3 separate regions of the Homo sapiens genome follow, and all the other regions are linked to region 1. The links are chromatin loops, found by intact Hi-C in ENCODE. Cell type or tissue: Caco-2. All regions are shown on one strand. Each heading gives the region's core, and the rest is flanking DNA. Links, peaks and the distances in the headings are about the cores only.

Region 1 (6,762 bases), core at 526-5,525:
CTCAGGGGATGGGGTATGATGGCAACATCAGTCAACTGGGCTCAAGGGAATTACTTTGCACTCAGTTCAGCACATGCTGTCTAATGAGCCATTGCCTATCTGCCAGCATTTGTTGAGAAATACAAAAAGAAAGAGAGGAGGTTTTTTTAGAGACCCACTTTTAAAATACCCCCATCTGACCCCTTCAAAATGGAGGGCTGATGGGTAGCGTCCATTTTCCTTTTCTGTAGGCCCAGCAAGCCCCACTAATGTTTCTTTTCTGATAACTAAAGCAGGTTTCTCTCCCCACAGGGGCCTCTTTCTTTCCCCTGAACCAGAAGGGAAGATCCCCTTTCTCTTTTCAGTAATGGGCAAGAACAAAGTTCCATTGACAACGTGAATGGAGCATTTCTTACCCTGGACTCTCTTCGCACTGCAGAGGCAGGGACCTTTTCTCTCCCGCTTGGCTTCTGAAGATTATGATTCAAGTCCTCTACAGGCGACTAGGGCAGCCCAGGAATCCTGATTCTGGCACGAACTGACCAAGGGAGGGAGGCTGCTTGGTTGCAGAGCCTCCATGCACAGAAGTCCACTTACCTGTGACTTCTGATATGTGCAACCCCGAGAATTTCCCCTGCTTCGCCTACTCTGGGCCTCCCCTAACCACCCAGTAGCATCCTCTCCTTTCACATGCTATTACCTTACCCTGCTTCATTTTCCTTTAGAGCACTTAGCATCACCTGGTCCATTATATTAATTTGTTTGTCTGTTCTCCCTCCCAACGGAACATAAACCCCAGGAAAGTAGATGTTGTCTTGTTCATTGCTGAATCCCCAGTGTCTGGCACAGTGCCTGGTAAAGAGTAGATACTCAGTAAATATTCACTGAATGAATGAAGAAAGGCAGGCTGAAAGCTACTTCTGGTTTCCCTCTAAAATAAAAAAAAAATGTCTTTCTGATAAATGGATAACTAAAGTCAGGTTGCAATGGTTTTGGGCTTTTAGAATGGCCTGAGTTTGGATCAGTCAATCAACTGATGCAATTTATGAGCGATCTTTTATAGCCCAGCAAAGTAGAGACACAGAAGGATATGACCTGGTCCCTGCTCTCTGAGTGCACAAAATTCAGCTCACAAATGACAGTGGAAAATGAACCGAGGTAAAAGAAAAAGTCTCCAACAACACGGACAGCTGGAGGGCAGGTCTGCAGTTTCTCTGTTTTTCCTGGCATCTCTAAGGAAAGAGAAGCCAGGTATCCACCTGTCAGTGCCACAGCCACTGGTGGTAAGGGATGTGTGCCATTCAGGTGTCTAGCTTCTACATCCCTGGTGCTCTCTGTAGAGTATGCCCAGAAACCACACTGGTATTTCCAGGAAGTATACACCAAGTGCTGTTCTCTGTAGGTTTTGCCCCTTCTTTCTTTTCTATCATGCTACTTCTTACAAATTAAAAAGCAAGTCAGGAAGCAATGTTAAAAATAATCAAACCACAGCTAAAGGAAGGTACCTTCAAAAGAAGAAACGGGGGAAAAAAATTGAGTCGACTATTATTCCACAGTGCTTTATACTTGAGGCCCTGTGATTATTCACTCTGTGAAACCCAGTGGAACCTGGGGGAGTTAATGGGGCCAATGTTACTTTTCTTTTGCATTACTTATGTGGGCTGTAAAAATGAGCTTTGGCTCCATGGCCAAAAGCGGAAAATGTCACACCATGGGGAGCGAAGAATGTGAATCAAAATGCAAAACCTACAGCTCCAGTTTTCCTACATTGTAAATGCTTATTGCTATCAGGTAACTCCTCTCCGTAATCCAAAGCAGCTCCGGGCACCGCAGGGGCAGGGGAAGGGAAGATCTGAAGACTCTAAGTATGGACAGTATTGAGGCCAGACACAGTTGCTCACACCTGTAATAGCAGCACTTTGGGAAGCCAAGGCAACAAGATCGCTTGAGGCCAGGAGTTCGAGATCAGCCTGGGCAACACAGCAAGACCCTGGTCTCTACAAAAAATATTAAAAACAATAATTAGAAGGGCATGTTGGTGCATGCCTGTAGTCCTAGCTACTCTGGAGGATCACTTGAGCTCAGAAGTCGAAGGCTGCAGTGAGCCATGATTAGGCTGCTGCACTGTATTCCTGGGTGACACAGCAAGATCTTGTCTCAAAAAAAAAAAAAAAAAAAAAGAATGAACAATATTGAGGGTCCCCAGCCACCCAGAGCTACCTGACTGAAACTGAGTGTTTAAGAGAGGATTTAGGGGCTTCTGAGAGAGGCTCTGTGCTCTAAGACTTGGGGCTAGGGAAAGCCGATCAGCAACGTGGGGGCTTGGGGAAGAAGGTAGCTTGCTTTGTGACCAGTTCAATTTTTTTGAGGGTCCCAGAATATTAAAACATGAAGAGATGTCAAAACAGGGCCTCCCCAAACTGTGGCATATTCTAAAATAATTAAACTTAACCAATATATTGTTTAATATTAAACTAATATTAAACAATATACAAGTAAACAAAGAAAACACGGTAATTGCACTATTCACAATGTAGGTCCAAGACTTACTAAAAATATGAGTGCAATGCAGGTGGCAAGAATGGCATGGGACATGACTGGCAACATCTTTTTTCTATTCTGTCAATGGATCTTTCTGACACTGCAGTAACTCAGAGATATTGTCAAAAGTCTAAACCTAAGTCAGGCGCGGCAGCTCATGCCTGTAATCCCAGCACTTTGGGAGGCTGAGGTGACAGGATCACTGGAGGTCAGGAGTTTGAGACCAGCCTGGCCAACATGGCAAAAACCTGTCTCTACTAAAAAAAAGAAAACAAAAAAACATGCACACACACACAAATTAGCCAGGCATGGTGGCTCATACCTGTAATCCCAGCTACTTGGGAGGCTGAGGCAGGAGAATCGCTTGAACCCAAGAGGTGGAGGTTGCAGCAAGCCAAGATGGTGCCACTGCACTCCAGCCTGGGCAATAGAGCAAGACTCTGTCACAAAAAAAAAAAAAAAAAAGAAAAGTCTTAATTGAGGTCCTTTATGAATGGAAAGCCCTCCAGGGACAAAGCCACCACTGGCCATTCCATGATGTTGGTTATTGCTAGTCCTGCTTTGCTCTCAAGCAAACAGGAGGCCTCCTCTTGGGGCCTTGCCTGCAGGCATGGAGGGTGGAGCAGTCTAAGATGACCTGGCAGCTTGCTGCTGGCTCCCTGGCTCCCTGGGGCCTCTCCAAACACCAGGGTTTGTCGGGGATATAGTCTCTGACTCACCACTAGTGATAAGACAGGCCAAGAACCTTTAAGCAAGTCAGACAGCATTCAGGGAGGTTTTAGATTCTTACCACTGGAAGTCTGATTTCAGAATTTGCAAGTTCCTTAACAAAACCGTTGTAGCTTTGACAGAACTGTAGTCATTCTGGGAGCCAAAACAGCAGAGACAACAATACACAGAATGCTGAACCTGCTGCATCAAAGTGAGGAAAGCTTTATCTCTGCCTCCTCATTGCTGCATCTATTTATTCATCCAACCAATATTTACTGAGCCCTTTCTAAGTGCCAAGTCTCACAGTGAGTGCTGGAGAAAGAGTAGTGGACAAACACAGACTTGGTCCCTTCCCGGAGGAGGCCTGCAGTGTATGGGGCTGGGGGGAAGGAAGAGGGGCCCTAACTGAAAATCACAAAGCAATGTAAGTAGCCACAGCAGCAAATGCTATAAAGGAGAGGCCCATGGGGCTATGAGTACATATAATGAGGTCTGACATGTTTAGGCATGTCAGGAAAGGATCTCTGAAAAACAGATATTAAGCTGGATCTGTTATGGTTGAGAAGGGAAAGTGGAGATGGAAGACCATTTTTACCAACAAAAATAGTGTGTGCAAAGGCCCTGTGGTGGGAGCCAGGAGAATGTAAAGAACTGAGAGGAAGTAGGGCTGGAGCAGAGTGGTGGGGACTTAGAATGGTGCCCAAGGCACTGGGGCACGGGGCAGAGGCCAGGGGGCGGCGGAGGGCAGGTGGGCGCTGCTGGGGGATGCTGGGCTAGGCTGGGAGAGACCTAGGGTGAGCAGGAAGGAGGCTGCCTGTGCAGGGCGTCTGAGCCTCTGAGGTTTTCTTTCATCCTAAGAGCAATGCAAAAGCTTAAGTAGGGGGAGGGAACTGGGGACATCTGAATCACATTTGGATTTTGAAGAGATTACTCTGGCTGCAGTGTTAACATCTCTAAAGGTAATTTCTGCTTTGCAAGTCCAATAAGCAGGATCAGTCTTCAGTCACTGGAAGCAGAAGCTGGTGCCTTGGCAGCCAGATCTGGGTTTGAATCCTGGCTTCATGCCTCACTTCTGGCATGGCCTTGGGCAGGCCAGCCTTTCAGAGCCTTAGTTTCCTCATATATAAAACAGCGGTAATAATACCTCTTTCTGCGTTGTTATGAAAGTTACGGAAATTAAAGTAAATAAGTAGTCTTGCTTGATACACAGCAAACTCTCCTTGGGATATTTTAAAGTAGAAACCAACTTTGATACTATGTATGGCATGAAACAGCTAACATCCAAAAGGGTTGTATAAACTTTCAGCTTGAGGAAAACATTCGCCTTCCTACAGGTCTATAGTTTGGAAATACTGCACCTACATTTGTCTCTCTCTCTCTCTTTTTTTTTTTTGAGACAGGGTCTCGCTCTGTCACTCAGCCTGCAGTGCGGTAGCACTCGCTCTGTCACTCAGCCTGCAGTGCGGTAGCACGACCATGGCTCACAGCAGCCTCAACCTGCTGGGCTCAGGCAATCCTCTGGCTTTAGCCACCTGAGTAGCTGGAACTATAGGCACATGCCACCACACTCAGCTAATCAATTTTTTTTTTCTTTTTGTAGAGACAAGGTCTTACTATGTTGCCCAGGCTGGTCTTAAACTCCTGGGCTTAAGCAATCCTCCTGCCTTGGCCTCCCAAAGTGCTGGGATTACAGGCATGAGCCACTGTGCCCAGCCTTACTCCTGTCTCTTTAAAACAACTAAAACACAATAATCAACCAACCACTCATTCCACTGTTTGCATACATAAGGTGCTACAGCCATGCCTTCTGATTTTGGAATTTATCAGATGATAGACCATGGAGAGATGAGCAACCAGAGAACAAACAAATGACAAAGGAGCACTGCAAATATAGAAACAAATAAGCCACTGGCTGTGGCGTGAGGGCATTTGTTGGTTATGAATAAGAGACTGCTGGGTGTCATATTTAGCCAGCATGGGGCTGGTCAGTAAGCCTTCTGTTTGGATCAGTCAAGAATTCAACATTGCTTTCATCTCTTGAATGGCCCGGGGCCCTGTCAGAATATAACTCCAGGGCCAGTCTCAATGGCTCATGCCTATAATCCCAGCACTTTGGGAGGCTGAGGCTGGTGGATCACTTGAGGTCAAAAGTTGGAGACCAGCCTGGCCAACATGCTGAAACCTCATCTCTCCTAAAAATACAAAAATTAGTCGGGTGTGGTGTCGGGGGCATCTGTAATCCCCGTTACTTGGGAGGCCAAGGCAGGAGAATCACTTGAATACAGGAGACAGGGCTGAGATTGCACCACTGCACTCCAGCTTGGGCAACAGAGTGAGACTCCATCTCAACAACAACAACAAAAACTTCAGTTGACTTCAGGATTAAGTCAAGGGTCTTGTCAAAATACTCAAAAGCCAGCTTTCAGTGGTTCCCACTGGCCAATGATGAGACAATGTGAGCACTGGGGATGTAAAATATATTAAATACATTTAAATCCTTGAGTTTGTAATAGCACTTTAAAAATATTGATCGCCTAGCCTGGGCAACATAGCGACAGCTTGTCTCTACAACAAATACAAAAGTTAGCCGGGAGTGGTGGTCCTAGCTTCTTGAGGGGGTGTGCCGAGGCAGGAGGAACACTTGAGCCCAGGAGTTCGAGGCTGTAGTGAGCTATGATTGTACCATTGTACTCCAGCCTGGGTGACTGAGTGAGACCCTGTCTCCAAAATATAAATATAGATATATCTATATATCTCTGTCTATATATATTGATCACCACTGGAAGGTGAAATGAAGCCAATACATTATTTTGAAAATTTGTGAATAAAGGAAAGGAATCAAATATTTATCCTGCCTTTCTGACATGTACTATACCAAATAAAATGGTAGATGAGGGGAAATTTTTTCTTTATAGAAAATTTGAGCTGATAAATGAAGGAATGGTAGAATTAGTTTTATTTATTTATTTATTTTTATTTTTTATTTTTTTGAGACAGAGTCTCATTCTGTCACCCAGGCTGGAGTGCAGTGGTGGGATCTCAGCTCACTGCAACCTCCACCTCCTGGGTTCAAGCAATTCTCCTGCCCCAGCCTCCCGAGTAGCTGGGATTACAGGTGCCTGCCACCATGCTCAGCTAATTTTTGTATTTTTAGTAGAGACGGGGTTTCGCCATGTTGGCCAGGCTGGTCTCGAACTCCTGACCTTAGATGATCCTCCTGCCCCAGCCTCCCAAAGTTGCTGGGATTACAGGCGTGAGTCACCGCACCCAGCCAGAATGGCAGAATTAGAATATCAGTATTTTCTAATCATTAATGAATTAATGAATCTAGACATTAATCATCAATGGTTACCAACATCATGAAAAAGATATCCTCTCCTCAATTATGTCCCTCTTGATGGAAGAACACAATGAAATGAATGCCTGCCCCGCAAAAATACTGAACTGGATACTAGTGAACTAGATCTAACTACCAATTTTTAGGAAATAGAACAGAGGGACATGTTAAATGATACAGATTATGAGAAACTC
Region 2 (6,762 bases), core at 1,172-6,171, 410 kb after region 1:
CGTGCCCCACCCAAAGATCACGTTTTAAATGGGTGCCCCACCCAAAGATCACATTTTAAATGGCATGAGCACAAGCAATAACATAGGTGACCAAAATCTACCAAAGACTTTCTCATTTCTATAGAGCAAACTCTTTGCCCCTCCCTCCATAAGTCCTTCCAGAGTGTCTTAGTGGCTAGGAGAAAGTTTGAGCTGGGAGAGAGCTTGGATTTCATACGGTTCCCTGTTTTCCAAGTATGGGATGCTTACTACTGGTGAGAAAAAGATGATTTTTTTTTTGCACATTTATATTGGGTTAAATTGTGTCACTTAGTAGCAAAGGCTTTGCCATCTCAACAATCTTTTCAATCTTCTGAACACATCAAGTAGGAAGGCTCAGTTGAGTGCTATTCCGTCTTGTAGCCTGTCTTAACAATCTCAAACAGTTGCTAATTTCCTTCCTTCCCTTCCTCCCTCCCTCCCTCCCTCTTTCTTTCCTTTCTTCCTTCCTTTGTTTACAAAGAAAGGGATGGTTTTGGGTTCAGAGTCTTTGGCAGTATATAGTAATTAGTATATAGTAATATAGTAATATATAGTAGTATATAGTAATTCAATGCCTTTAGGTCAATATATTTTCCATTTTTACTGTGCATACGCATATATACAATGTATTTTAAAAGTTGGCTTTACAATATGTAGTTTTATCATTTGGTTTACAACTAAATATATTGTGAACATTTTCTCTTCTACAACAGTTAAAAGAATTGCATAGCTTGGAGGAAACATAATTTATTAAGCAGTCTTGTTGGGGACATTGAGGTATAATTTTTTTTTTATAAGGAGACTTCATTCTTTTTACAACACCTTTGGGAAAAAAATTGGAGTCCTTGTCTCATATAGCTTTCTATAGATGACGGAAACTTACCCTTCCATTTAGCCTTTTAACTTTCTTCTCTACACCCACCTAATCACCATCAAGTAACCCATTTTATGTTTTCCAACCTCTCTCTCCCATTTGCTTCCTCTTTCCTACCCAGTCTCCCTGCATACATGCAGATGAACTTCCATTCCTTCAGCCCTCTGTTTCCTCCCCTTAAAGAGGCTTTCTTTCCATTTAAAGAGACTATTTTAATTGATTTTTATCAACTCTACTCAAAACTGTATCCTAAGGTCCACATTAGGATTGGTCTTTAATAATCTGAAGATAATATTCAATTGTTTAAAAGAACTTTTAAGAAGACCTTGGTAGAATTACATGTATCAAGAAACATGACTTAGGCACAATGGAGATATGGCTGACTTTCTTTTGAAAAAAGAAGTAGTTTTTGTGGGGAGGGCAGGGCAAAGAGGTAAGAAGTATTTGGTACTACAAGGAAATGTTAGAGACCATTTTGGAAATGTATTCATTATTTTAAGGCAACTAACAAATGATCATCTTTCAGTTAGGACATTATAGCAGCAGCCTTTACTGGTCATGAAATTTGAATGATATCTAAAATCATATTTCTGGAAATAGGTCAATGTCAATTAATAGTAACTTTGTATAGAAAGGCAGATGCCAGCTAGCATATAAAAGTGGTGCATGCAGACGGTGGTAGTTCTGGAGTCCTGGGAGCCATGAGGTGCTCATCCATCACAAGGCCATCACAGCCAGGTAGAAATGCCTGAGGAAAGCAGCGGAGCTGCCCGTGCCAGCATTTACACATGGAACACTTCTTGGGCAGCCGGGTGTCATGGGGCACAGACCCACAATTCTCTTTGCGTACACCGTGCTCACAGTTCCATCCATAGAAGGAGGGGAGGCAGGCACAAAAGGACCCCAGCATGCAGGTTCCCCCATTCAGGCAGCAGGTTCTGTTTGGCTCCTTACTGTCCTGTATCCCCATGGGGGGCACAAGCTGGGAAGACCGAGGACGAATTGCAGGCTCCTCCTGGGGCTGAATGCTGTCATCTCTGAAGGCCAGGTCTCCCTGAGATGGACGCACAAGTTCCCGATGGCTCAGCCTTTAACAAGCAATTCAACGCCTTTAAAAAATTGCCTTTACTTTTACAGTTACTGGCTGTTTACTGAAAATTTCATATAATTTTAAATTTAGAAATAAAAACTTCACAGATGGAATTAAATTTCATATAATTTTCAGTAAACAGCCAGTAACTGTAAAAGTAAAGGTAATTTTTAAGATTACATTTTACTAAGTGAAGTAAAATAAGTGAGTCAATCTAGAGACATTTTAAGAACTTAAAACTTAGGTATGGATCTCTGGAAGAGGTAAGGAGAGATATGGCTCATAGTTGCGCAGATAACACAGGAATGACTCAAGTTTGAGAAATTCCAGTTGAGGCCAAATTCCTTAAAGGAAATTGACAAGCTGGTTGGCTGACTCTGTCTCTCCGCAGGCTTTCTCATGGAAACGTGGCAGGCAAACAACGATGCTGGCAAGAAATTGGACAAGCCGCATGAAGGCCTGGAGAGTTTTAAGCCCAGGTTGAGAGCACAGGTGTAGGCTTTCTGGTGTAGGTTCCGACGCACCTGCCTTCCATTCCCGCCTATCCATTTAGGCTGCGACCTCTGGTAGTTCTCCACTTTCTCTAATTCTGAGTTACTTCATCCTTAAGAAGTGGTGCATAACTCACACCTTGTTAGGATTGTATGAGTATGTGTGCATACACCGTTTAAAGCAATGTAGGGCACAGAGTCAGGAAATGCAAAATATTAAGTTGAGGTCATTTTTCTTTTGGGAGGACAAGGACAGGGCACGGGCTGGGGCCCTAGAGTAGTAATTAGCGATGGGCTTTTCCTCCCAGCCTTCCTTTTGGGAAACGCAGTGTGCTAAAAAAGTGCATGCAGCCCAGGCTGTGGCCTAGGCCGTCGGTTCCCGGCCATGCCTAGCTCCTCTGAGGTCGCCCTTAGTGAGGACACGAGGTGCCCTCACCTCTTTCACTCTAGACACCTCCAGAACACTCGCCCCCCGCGCGCCGGAGCCCCGGGTCGCCACCAACCGCCCGCGGAGCCAGACCTCCCAGCTCTGCGCCCCAGGACCGCGCGGTGCAACCTGCGCATGCGCACCCGCGTCCCGCTGCTGTTTAGCCGTTTCCAAGGCTACGAAGCCCATCGGCCGGGGATAAGAGAGCAAGAAAATGAAGCTCAAGAGCCTCCTGCTCCGGTATTACCCGCCAGGTACGCACCAGCCCGGCCCCGTCATCCCCACGTGGGACCCTGGGCTCCCAGACTGGGAGGGTTTGGGGCGGAGGAGGGCGCAGCCACTGAAAGGCGGCGGGGTCCCCAGGTGGGGCAGGAAGTCGGGCACTTCCCAACCTGTGCCCCTCATTCCTTCAGATGCTGGACTCTTCCTCAAAACATTAACAATTACTCTTTTAGGAATTTAAAGAGTTTAGCTTGACTGTGCATGTCAGTCTGTCTGCATTTATTGAGTGCCTACTGCGTACACGCTTTGTGCTCTCTGCTATGGACCTTTAAAGAAGTTCATAGTGCTTGATTTCAATGAGTGAAGTAATTATGAAATAAATTACTTAACTATTACTTAGTAACATAAGCAATACATTAATTACCTAATCCTTGCCTAACTCTAATTTTAGGTGAGGACATGGTCACCTTTAAAGAATAAGTGACACCCATTGATCACCCAGCTTCTTAGGGACAGAAATAGGAGTGCAATTCTTGGGTTCTAATTCAGAACTCGTCTTCTGAATTAGAAACATCTGCAAAAAAAAAAAAAAAAAGAAAAAAAAGAAAAAAATCTGCAAAACATACCACAAGGCAGAAGATAACCAAATACACTTGCCCAATGAAGTTTGGATAGGAAGTGTCATAAAGATTTCAAAGGAGGGTAAGATACTTTGGACCGGTTTTGTTAAGAATAGCTTTATGAGGGGTGGGACTTGAATTTCAGGTTGAATATCTCACTTTTCCCTGCAACACATCCAACTGCTTGGTCAACATCGCCGATGAGGTATCGCATAGAGATCTCATGATTTCTTTTTTCCAGTCCCATCCCAATCCTGCTGCTTCCTCAAACTGTGCCCTGCCAGTAGAAGGCATCATCACCCAGCCTGTTTTTTGCCAGAAACCTAGGTGGTCACTTTTTGTTTCTCTCCTGTGATCATTCACTGCCTCCCCCACCCCCCCAACCCCCGGCATTCCGTTATCATTCTGCCAGCTCTAAGTCCAAAATATTCTGTGAATCCATCAGATTATCCCTCTTTCCATAGCACAGATTTCTTGGTCTAACATCCCTTCCAGCTGCCAACCTAGTCCAACCCTCCATTCCAGCCACCATTCCCTTTGGCTGAGCCACTCCAGTGGCTTTTCAACTGGATTCCTGGTTTTCACCCTCATCTCCTACAATCCATCTGCCACTAGGAGCCAGTGGGATCTGAATTCAAGATCTCCAATAGCTTCCTATCATGCTTAGAATACGATCCGCAACCTGTGGGATTTGGCTCATTCTGTGCTGCTGACTTCTAAAACTTCACTTGTCTACCCTCACTATACTTCTGACTTCTTTAGCTTGTTCTTCTAAGACTTAAGAGAGGGCCTTTCACTCATTCGTTTTTTGGACCCAGCTTTCCCTAGAGCTAGGAAAAGCTGCTTCCTTTTCTTCATTCAGTTTCAATCAATGTCAACCACCTGAAGAGACTTTCCTACCTATTCAAAGTAGCCTGCACTGATTTTACTCTATGCCATAAAGTGCTTAAAAATTATATTTGTCATCATCCAAAACTCTACTTGTTTTGTTTCAAATGTCTGCCCCTTTCCCATTTAATGTAAACTTCGTGAGAACTAAGATCTTAGTGTGGTTTGATCATTGTAGCACCCTCAGCTTCTAGAAGAGATTTGGTGACACAGAAGATCAGGAATGTTTGTTGAATGAATGTATGGATAAATGGATGTGTTTGATGAGAGGTCAGGTATGGAAATTACTGAAAATAAACACTGAAAATCTTAAGGGATGCTGCTTCTGCCTCCCTGGAAGACCGATCCTGGACAGCTACTTTCTCCAATGGGAAGTTGACATTTGTAGAAAAGACATGCATTTTCTCCTTCATAGAATTCCAGTTAAAATAATATGAGAAAGCTATATATATGACAGTATCTAGATAAATTTATTTTATGTAATTAATTAATTAATTTAATTTTTGAGACAGAGTCTTGCTCTGTCACCCAGGTTGGAGTGCAGTGGTGCAATCCAACTCCACCTCTTGGATTCAAATGATTCTCATCCCTTAGCCTCCCAGGTAGCTGGAATCACAGGTGTGCACTACCAAGCCCAGCTAATTTTTGTATTTTTAGCAGAGACGGGGTTTCACCATGTTGGCCAGGCTGGTCTTGAATTCCTCACCTCAAGTGATCCACCTGTCTTGGACTCCCAAAGTGCTGGGATTACAGATGTGAGCCACTGCATCAGGCTGAGAGTATCTACGAAATTTAAATTAGGCATAGGTAGATAGTATATAGAAAATTTAAAATTAAGACTAATAGTCTGTTTCCTTTAAGTATTCCATAATTTTCTTTTGGCTCTTTTTGCCCATAGGCCTGTGCTGGTTCCCATAGATGTACCAATAAATGAAGCTCTTGCTTTCATCTCTTTGTTGTGGAGTGTAGGTTAAGAATATGAGCTCTGGGTTCAGAATAACGGCTTCTCACCATATACAATAATAAAAAAACTTGGGCAATTTGTTTTATTCTATCAAAGCATGGGTACATGGTGACAACAGCACCACTTCACAGGTCTACTAGACCCTTCCAGCTTCTTATCTTATTTGATTCTTTCTCTTCAGAGTAGAGAAAATTTTTGGAAGAATACTCTCCCCAAGTGCTGTCCTCCCTTCCTATCATGTTTTCACGCGGATTGCCCCACTGAAACTGCCCACTTTAAGATCTCCAATGACATTCACATTGCTAATCTACTGGCCAAGCCACAGTCCTTGCCTGCCTTGACCTGACAGCAGCATTCAACCACTCTGCTTTTCTTTGGCTTCCAGGACACATATTCTATTTTCCTTCCTGTCTCACGTCACTTCTTCTGTGTCTATCTTGTTGGTTCCTCTTCTTCTTTTTGATTATTTAATGTTGGAGTGCCCCAGAGCCCCAACCTTGGATTTCTCCTTTCTATCTACACTCATACACTATGCAATCTCATCCATTCTCAAGGCTTAAAAACTATCCTGAACTGAGGTCAGGAGTTCGAGACCAGCCTGCCCAACATGGTGAAACCCCGTCTCTACTAAAAATACAAAACAATTAGCCAGGTGTGGTGGTGCGGGTCTGTAATCCCAGCTACTCAGGAGGCTGAGGCAGGAGAATCGCTTGAATCTGGGAGGTGGAGGTTGCAGTGAGCCAAGATCACACCAATGCACTCCAGCCTGGGTGCCAGAGCAAGACTCTGTCTCAAAACAAACAAACAAACAAACAAACAGAAAAACAAAAAACAAACCATCCCGCATAGTCCTGAGTACCTGAGTGCCCACCCGACACATTCATTTGAATGTCCACCGTACATCTCATGTGGGGGTCTCCCATGGTCTTCCCCATCTCAGCAAATTGCAGCTCCATTTCTCCACTTACTCATGCCAAACATTTTGGACTCTTCCTTGTCTCTCTCTCATCTCCACATCCACTAACAAATCCTGCTAGTCCTGCCTCCAAAATATATGCAGAATCCAACAATTTCTACTACCTGACCACTACCATTCTTTTTAGCTTGAAAGCTTCCTTCCACCCTTGCCCCTCTTCAGTCTATATGGCAATGGGATGGCTCTGTT
Region 3 (6,762 bases), core at 866-5,865, 340 kb before region 1:
TGCTGTGCCAGAGTCAGTCTAGCAAAAAGAGAAAAACCACCCAGTGGAATGACTGGCTTTCAGATGCACAGCACCCCTGGGTTTTTTTGGCTACGTGCGCATGCAACTGCCTCTGCAGCTTCGAAGTCAGAAGACAGAGCCGCTGAATCCAGAAATGACAATCAGCTTGACAGCTGAGGAGACTTTGGCATGCCATGTGAAGCCACTAGATCATCTCTTTCTTTCTTTCTTTTGGTTCAAAGGCCAAATTGACACCGTATCATCAAACCTGTTATTTGCGCCTCCCTAGAGCAGCAGTAGGCTCTCGGGCCAGCTGTACAAATAAAGGATGAAGGAGATGAGAGCAGACACAGAACCGCCGGCCTCCCTGTCTTCTGAAGCCAGGGCATTCCTTTAGGATTTTGTCCCTTGTCGGTTGCCTAAGTCTAGAATGTCTCTTGAACAGGGCTAAGATAAAATTACTTTTATTTCATAACAACTTAGTAAAAGAGACCAAAAGATAAGAGGGTATGTACTGTACTTTTTAAAAACCAAAATCTTCAAGTCAGCCTTTTTGGCTGGCAATGATCTGGTTGCCCCAGGGACCAAAACATATGGGGAATGACAAAAATCTAAGAAATCGTTTGTCATTTTGTCAGTAGGAGCACTAGGAGAAACACTACAAATAAACAACTACAAATACAGGTACAGCCACACTTTTTCTGCCATGACTTCCTGCTCTTTCTTAGCCAGAAGGTATAAATAAATGCAAGGTATAAATCAGTGCAAGGTATAAATAAATGAAAAACTGAACAAACAGGAAAGATGCTTTTGTTATACTAATTATACAGATTTTCCAAATCACCCTTGAACTCTTAAGACCATGACATTTATCATAAAAAATGTCACAGGAAGGGGAAGGAATGTATTTATTAGGCTTGGTTATGGATTATGTGGCTGCCATGCTCCATACCTTACCTTATTTAATGCAACCAGCAACACTGAATAGTGTAGGCTATGATCCCCATATAGATGAAGGAAGGTGTAACTTATTCAGGCTCTCACACCTAGCAAGCTCAGATTCACACCTGGACCAGTCAGTCTCTCACCTAAACCTCTCCTCTTCCCCCTACCTGAGCCTGAGCCTAGCACAATGGAGGGTTCATCCACTAAATCACGCTCATGCCATGCCCGGAGTGACGTTTCAATCCCTTCAAGCCTCTTCTTATTTTTACACTTAAAAACAGTCTATCCAGATACACTCAATGTTCTTTTATAAAGTTTCTTTAGGACACAATGTTATTAATTGAATTAATTGAATACCTCTATTTTTTGTGGTTCTCAAATTTAACTTTCTGGTCCTATCCTATATCCCCAACTGTTTTCTAGAAACTTTCTTGCATCCTCTTCCCCTGTTAATTCATCTCACACATTGGGTCAAAGCTGAGCTCAGCCCTCTGCCTCCTCCTTCCCTGTCACTGAAGAGAGTAACTCTGTTCCTGGCATCATCTAAGCTCGCCATCCAGCTGCCAGCCTTGTCACCCTCTTTCCCTCATTCTCCATGTCCTTCTCATGACCAAGTCAATCACATCTCGATTTGAACCAAAACCCAAATCTCATGCTCCCATCTTACCTTCCTCCCACTGCCAAGCACCTGGCCCATGGTCTTGTCAACTCTCGCACGGGTTCCACAAGCACCAATCTCTCGCGTCTCCTTAACCCTGATCTTCTCCCCACTGCCCCATGCAACCGTCAATGAATCTTCTTCAGTCACCCCTTTCCTGGTGTCATTGCTTTCACCAACACCTGCAATGGGGACAATCTCCTTTCCGCACACCCGCCAACCTTATTCCCTGCAGTTTCCACACCCCCACCCTCTGCCCCAATCACACTTGTTTCCATGAGGTCAGAGTAGCCTTTCTTTACCTGTAGCTCAAATTCTGCCATCCCTCCAAAAATATTATAATCATAACAGTAGCAGTAATAACTGCCACCATGTACAAATCTAGACACAACACAACAGTGTGTTAATACATTCTTCTCATGGAATCCTTACCACCCTGTAAAGCAGAAAGTCATCCCTGTATCTACGACCTCATTCCCAAAGGAGGAAGCTGAGACTCAAAGACATGAGACAAAGGACCTGAGGCTGTTCAGTTCTGACTTCAAGGTTTCTGCTTCCATTTAACTGCAGTCCTCATCAATTTCACTCCCCTCCAAACTACCACATCTACCCTAAAATAATTAATGACTAAATAACGTCATCACCTATTTTTCATTATTGCCTTGTGCATGCTACTTTGCTTAATATCTGCTTGGGGTGATGTCTTCTAGTATACTTTTTTTTTTTTTTTTGAGACAGAGTCTCACTCTGTCACCCAGGCTGGAGTACAGTGGTGCAATCTCAGCTCACTGCAACCTCTGCCTCCCAGTTCAAGCAATTCTCCTGCCTCAGCCTCCCAAGTAGCTGGGATTACAGGCGGCCACCACCACGCCTGGCTAATTTTTGTATTTTTAGCAGAGATGGCGTTTTGCCATGTTGGCCAGGCTGGTCTCGAACTCCCGACCTCAAGTGATCCGCCCCCCTCGGCCTCCCAAAGTGCCAGGATTACAGGCATGAGCCACTGCGCCTGGCCTCTGGTACACTTTTTGCAGCCAGGGATTCATGAACGTTTTTATTTCCACCTCAGCATCTTGACCACTGTCTTGCACAGTATAAATTCTAAACATATACTCATGGATTACATGATCAATTAAAACTTCCACAATTAAAATGAACAAATAAATATTCTTTTAAATATATTCATCCTTTTTATGAGTCTCATTATTCTTAATCCATTATTATTATCATTCCTTTCTTTTCTAATGCTTCCCTCCTTTTTAAGGCTTGATTGTAATTCAACCAGTCAGCCACTGGGTGACACTACAACATCACTCACGAATCCTTTGGCAGTGCCTCCAGGAGCCTCCCCTATTGCAGGAAAAAGGCCCGTTAGGTGCCAGGAAGAGTTATCAAAATAAATAACAAAAGGTGTTATCAACAGTAGACAATCCAGAGACTGGACTTCAGTGGCAGAGTGTTTTCTTGTACCTTAAAGTAACCGCACTTGTTCACAATGAAATAGGGGCAACTGAGGGATTTAGCCTGGAGTAACACTCATTCGAGATTTTCACTGTGTTCTTAAGAGGCAGCATGGTGCAGTGGGAAGAACCCTGCACTGAGAACCAGGAGACATGGCTTTGCCACTGAACAACAAGGTCACCCCTTACTCCAGGCCATTGGAGAAGGGTTTTCCCATTTTAAAACATGGCATCTGCGTCTTCTGCGGGGCCTAAACAAGGCTAAGGGCTCCTGGTAAGCTCCCTGACTAGCTCTAACCCACTCAACTCTCCCTCCTTCTTGCCTGCCCTGTTCTCCAGCATCCCTGCCCCTTGGCCTTGCCTTGATTTGCTCCCACCTGTGTCTTGTGGCCCCCTCTTCCTCCTGTTTGGAGTCTCCCCCAGAGCTCTTCAGGGCTGCCCTGGCTTCTTGTCACTTTCTCTCCAGCCAAAGCATCCATTTCCAAGTGGTCAATTTCACCCACAGACAATCCCTCCGTGTCCCTCCCTAACCCAGACCTTTCTTTCTGAGTGCCAGTCACATATCCAACTGACCACAAGCGCTGCAAGTCCAAACCTGGACTCATGATCGCCCCTGAAACGTGCTTCCTGAGCGGGCACCACTGTCTGCACAGCAGCTTACACCTCTCCTGGGAGGCCCGCATGCCTCTAACTGCCTGCCCCAACTGCGCCAGGTGAGTCTCCTCATTCCTATCAAGTCTGCCTCCCAAATATGTCCACCTCCCATCCACTTCCCTACCCTCCACACTCACCCCCTCGCTAAGCCACCAAGACTTCCCACCTGCATGACTGCAGCAGCCTCATAACAGGTTTTCCCTAACATTACCTACCTGCCACCAGCCACATTTTCCAAACAGCACCAGATCATCTTATAACATAAATCCAATCTGCTTCTTCCCTTCTTAAAATCTTTCAAAAATTTCTTATTATGCAGGAAAATCTGTCTGCTTTTTTTTTTTTTTCTTTCTTTCTTTTTTTTTTAAGATGGAGTCTCACTCTGTCGCCCAGGCTGGAGTGCAGTGGCACGATCTCGGCCCACTGCAGCCTCTGCCTCCCAGGTTCAAGCAATTCTCTGCCTCAGCCTCCCCAGTAGCTGGTATTACAGGCACCCACCACCATGCCCAGCTAATTTTTGTATTTTTTTAGTAGAGACAGGTTTTCGCCATGTTAGCCAGGCTGATGTTGAACTCCTGACCTCATGATCCACCCACCTTGGCCTCCCAAAGTGCTGGGATTACAGGCATGAGCCAACCTACCCTGCCCCTGTCTGCTTTTTAAGCTGCATTGCATGCTGCCGGGTTCCTTACCCACTGTGGTCAAATTTCTCTCTAGTCACGTTTCAGTCCCTCAAACATGCTAGCCTGTCTCCTTCCCACTTCAGGGCTCAAGCGGAGGCTGTTCCCCTTGTCTGAACACTTGTAGGGAGCTGAATGGCGCCACAAAAAAAGATACGACATGTCTTAAGCCCAGAGCCTGTGACTATTGCCTTAGACGGCAAAAGACCTGATAAAGTGAAGGTTCTTGAGCTGAAGAGTTTCTCCTGGGTGATTTAGGTGGGCCCTAAATGCTACTACATGCACCTTTATAAGGAGGACGCAGAGGGAGATTGATGTGGACACATAGAGGAGCAGGCGATGTGAAGACAGAGGCACAGACTGAAGTGAGGCCGCTAGGAACCAAGGAATGCCAAGGACTGCTGACACCAGAAGGAGTGGAAGGAGGCAAGGAGCAGGTTCTCCCCCAGAGCCGTGGAGGGAGCCTGGCAGTGCCAGCAGCTTGCTTTTGGACTTCTGGCCTCTAGAGAATACATTTCTGTTGTATTAAGCCACCATGTATATGGTCATTTGTTACACAGCCATAGAAACTGACAGAAGGCTTCTCCTTCAGACTGTGGCTAGGAGAGTTCTAATTCCACCCGGTTCAAGCTCAAGTGCTAACCCACAGCTCCCTGTGCCCTGACCCCGATATGCTCCCATGCAAAGCAAGCCAGGGCACCAAATTGTCCACCTGGGGAGGGAGCAAGGATTTTTGTCTCATCTTTTCCCTGATGTGACTTGAGCACCTCAAACAGTGCCTGGCGCTCCTCAGGCAGCCAGAAATAGTGGCCGGAGGGGAGTCTTGTCTGTCTCTCGGTTTGGCTCTGAGCTCCAGGCTGCAGGGACTTTCTTCTTTACGACTGAGGCCTCCATGGCCTGGTTGGATGCCTGGCATGTGGCAAGTGCTCAATGGTTACTTGCCGAATGAATGGAAAGCTATTATTATTGGTATTATTATTCGTTGCCATTAAGATTGTATGATAGAGGACGAGTGCAGTGGCTCTTGCCTGTAATCCCAGCACTTTGGGAGGCCGAGATGGGCAGATCTCTTGAGGCCAGGAATTCAAGACCAGCCTAGTCAACATGGTGAAATCCCGGCTCTACTAAAAATACAAAAATTAGCCGGGCATGGTGGTGTGTGCCTGTAATCCCAGCTACTTGGGAGGCTGAGGCAGGAGAATCGCTTGAACACAGGAGGTGGAAGTTGCAGTGAGCCAAGATTGCACCACTGCACTCCAGCCTGGCAACAGAGCAAGACTCTGTCTAAAAAATAAAAAATAAACAAAAAAAAGATTGTGTTATAGAGAAATAAGCACCTTGGAGACAGCTGTTTGTGGATTTCTTGGCAAATTATTGAATATGGTTGTTTGAAAGGAGAAATTTGCTTTTATTTCCTAAAACCATTATAATTCCTCATCTTAGCTAATTAGTCAGACGTTACATTTGTACTAAAGAGGTATTCTTATACTAAGTGCTTTCTATTTTCCTATATAGTAGATTATTTCCCCCAAACTGTGCCCTGCTTTTGAGTGCACCTGTATCGCTAGCCCTTATTTCTTGCCAATAACAAGTTCAGTGTGGCCCTGCATTTGCTGAGCTCCGCACCCAGCCTGGCCTGGGTCATGCTGGGTCACACAGTTTGGCAGTTGTTGCTGTGGAATTGAACTCCACATGAGGAGACCAAAGGCCCTGTTGCAAATCACTGACAAGTTAATGAGGTGACTGACCAGGGCAGATGTGCCCAAAACTGCCTTCAGACCCAAACCACAACTAGGATTCCCAGGGGAGAGTCTTGTTATGTTAGCTCTATACGTAGACTCGGTCTGTTTGGAAAATAGGTAATACATTCTACAGTGTAGTAGGCAGATAAAAGCTTCTTTTCTCTCTTTTCTCATGCACGGATGCTGGATTTAAAGAGATATTTCTCAGTCTACTGAAATGATGTTAGTTAGTTGGAGTTATTTTCCCATGTAGACATCAGCTGCTGCTGCTACTTCTACCACTATAATTTATTAATACGCCAAAAAGCATTAAATGATAGGCAGGGATCCTTCCTTTACTCTCTAGGCCTCCCAAACCCTGTCCAGAAATCCTTACTCAAGGCCAGGCGTGGTGGCTCACGCCTGTAATCCCAGCAGTTTGGGACGCTGAGGTTGGCAGATCACCTGAGGTCAGGAGTTTGAGACCAGCCTGGCCAACATGGCAAAATCCCATCTCTACTAAAAATACAAACATTAGCCAAGTGCGGTGGGGGTGCCTGTAGTCCCAGCTACTCGGGAGGCTGAGGCAGAAGAATTGCTTGAACCCAGGAGGCAGAGGTTGCAGTGAGCCAAGATAGCGCCACGAC

What was found. A loop is a pair of places that touch in the nucleus more often than their neighbours do. Peaks named below come from ENCODE experiments on the same cell type or tissue, not always from the same donor. Only the 100,000 strongest peaks of a DNase experiment are listed, where the experiment ranks them.
Region 2: a loop joins it to region 1, with 5 times the contacts of the local background. A loop is called at or near these places in 9 of 110 quality-filtered maps.
Region 3: a loop joins it to region 1, with 7 times the contacts of the local background. A loop is called at or near these places in 5 of 110 quality-filtered maps.

What each region holds. Positions count from the first base shown.
Region 1 is chr2:227,463,249-227,470,010 of GRCh38, forward strand. No RefSeq gene overlaps it. Among named protein-coding and RNA genes, the nearest start is that of MIR5703, 5.5 kb to the right of the region's middle. RefSeq lists an enhancer at 383-442. In Caco-2, for the core only: no CTCF peak of the experiment used is centred there; a DNase peak (open chromatin) is centred at 3,163.
Region 2 is chr2:227,868,573-227,875,334 of GRCh38, forward strand. It overlaps DAW1 (dynein assembly factor with WD repeats 1), which reads left to right and starts at 3,059. Exons shown (of 13, transcript NM_178821.3): 1 at 3,059-3,157. The coding sequence starts at 3,118. It also overlaps the pseudogene CRIPTOP2. In Caco-2, for the core only: no CTCF peak of the experiment used is centred there; DNase peaks (open chromatin) are centred at 2,379 and 3,069; H3K4me3 peaks cover 1,085 bases.
Region 3 is chr2:227,127,094-227,133,855 of GRCh38, forward strand. The region is part of intron 4 of COL4A4 (collagen type IV alpha 4 chain); the gene reads right to left. Among named protein-coding and RNA genes, the nearest start is that of COL4A4, 34 kb to the right of the region's middle. In Caco-2, for the core only: a CTCF peak has its summit at 2,893 (motif pointing right); a DNase peak (open chromatin) is centred at 2,928.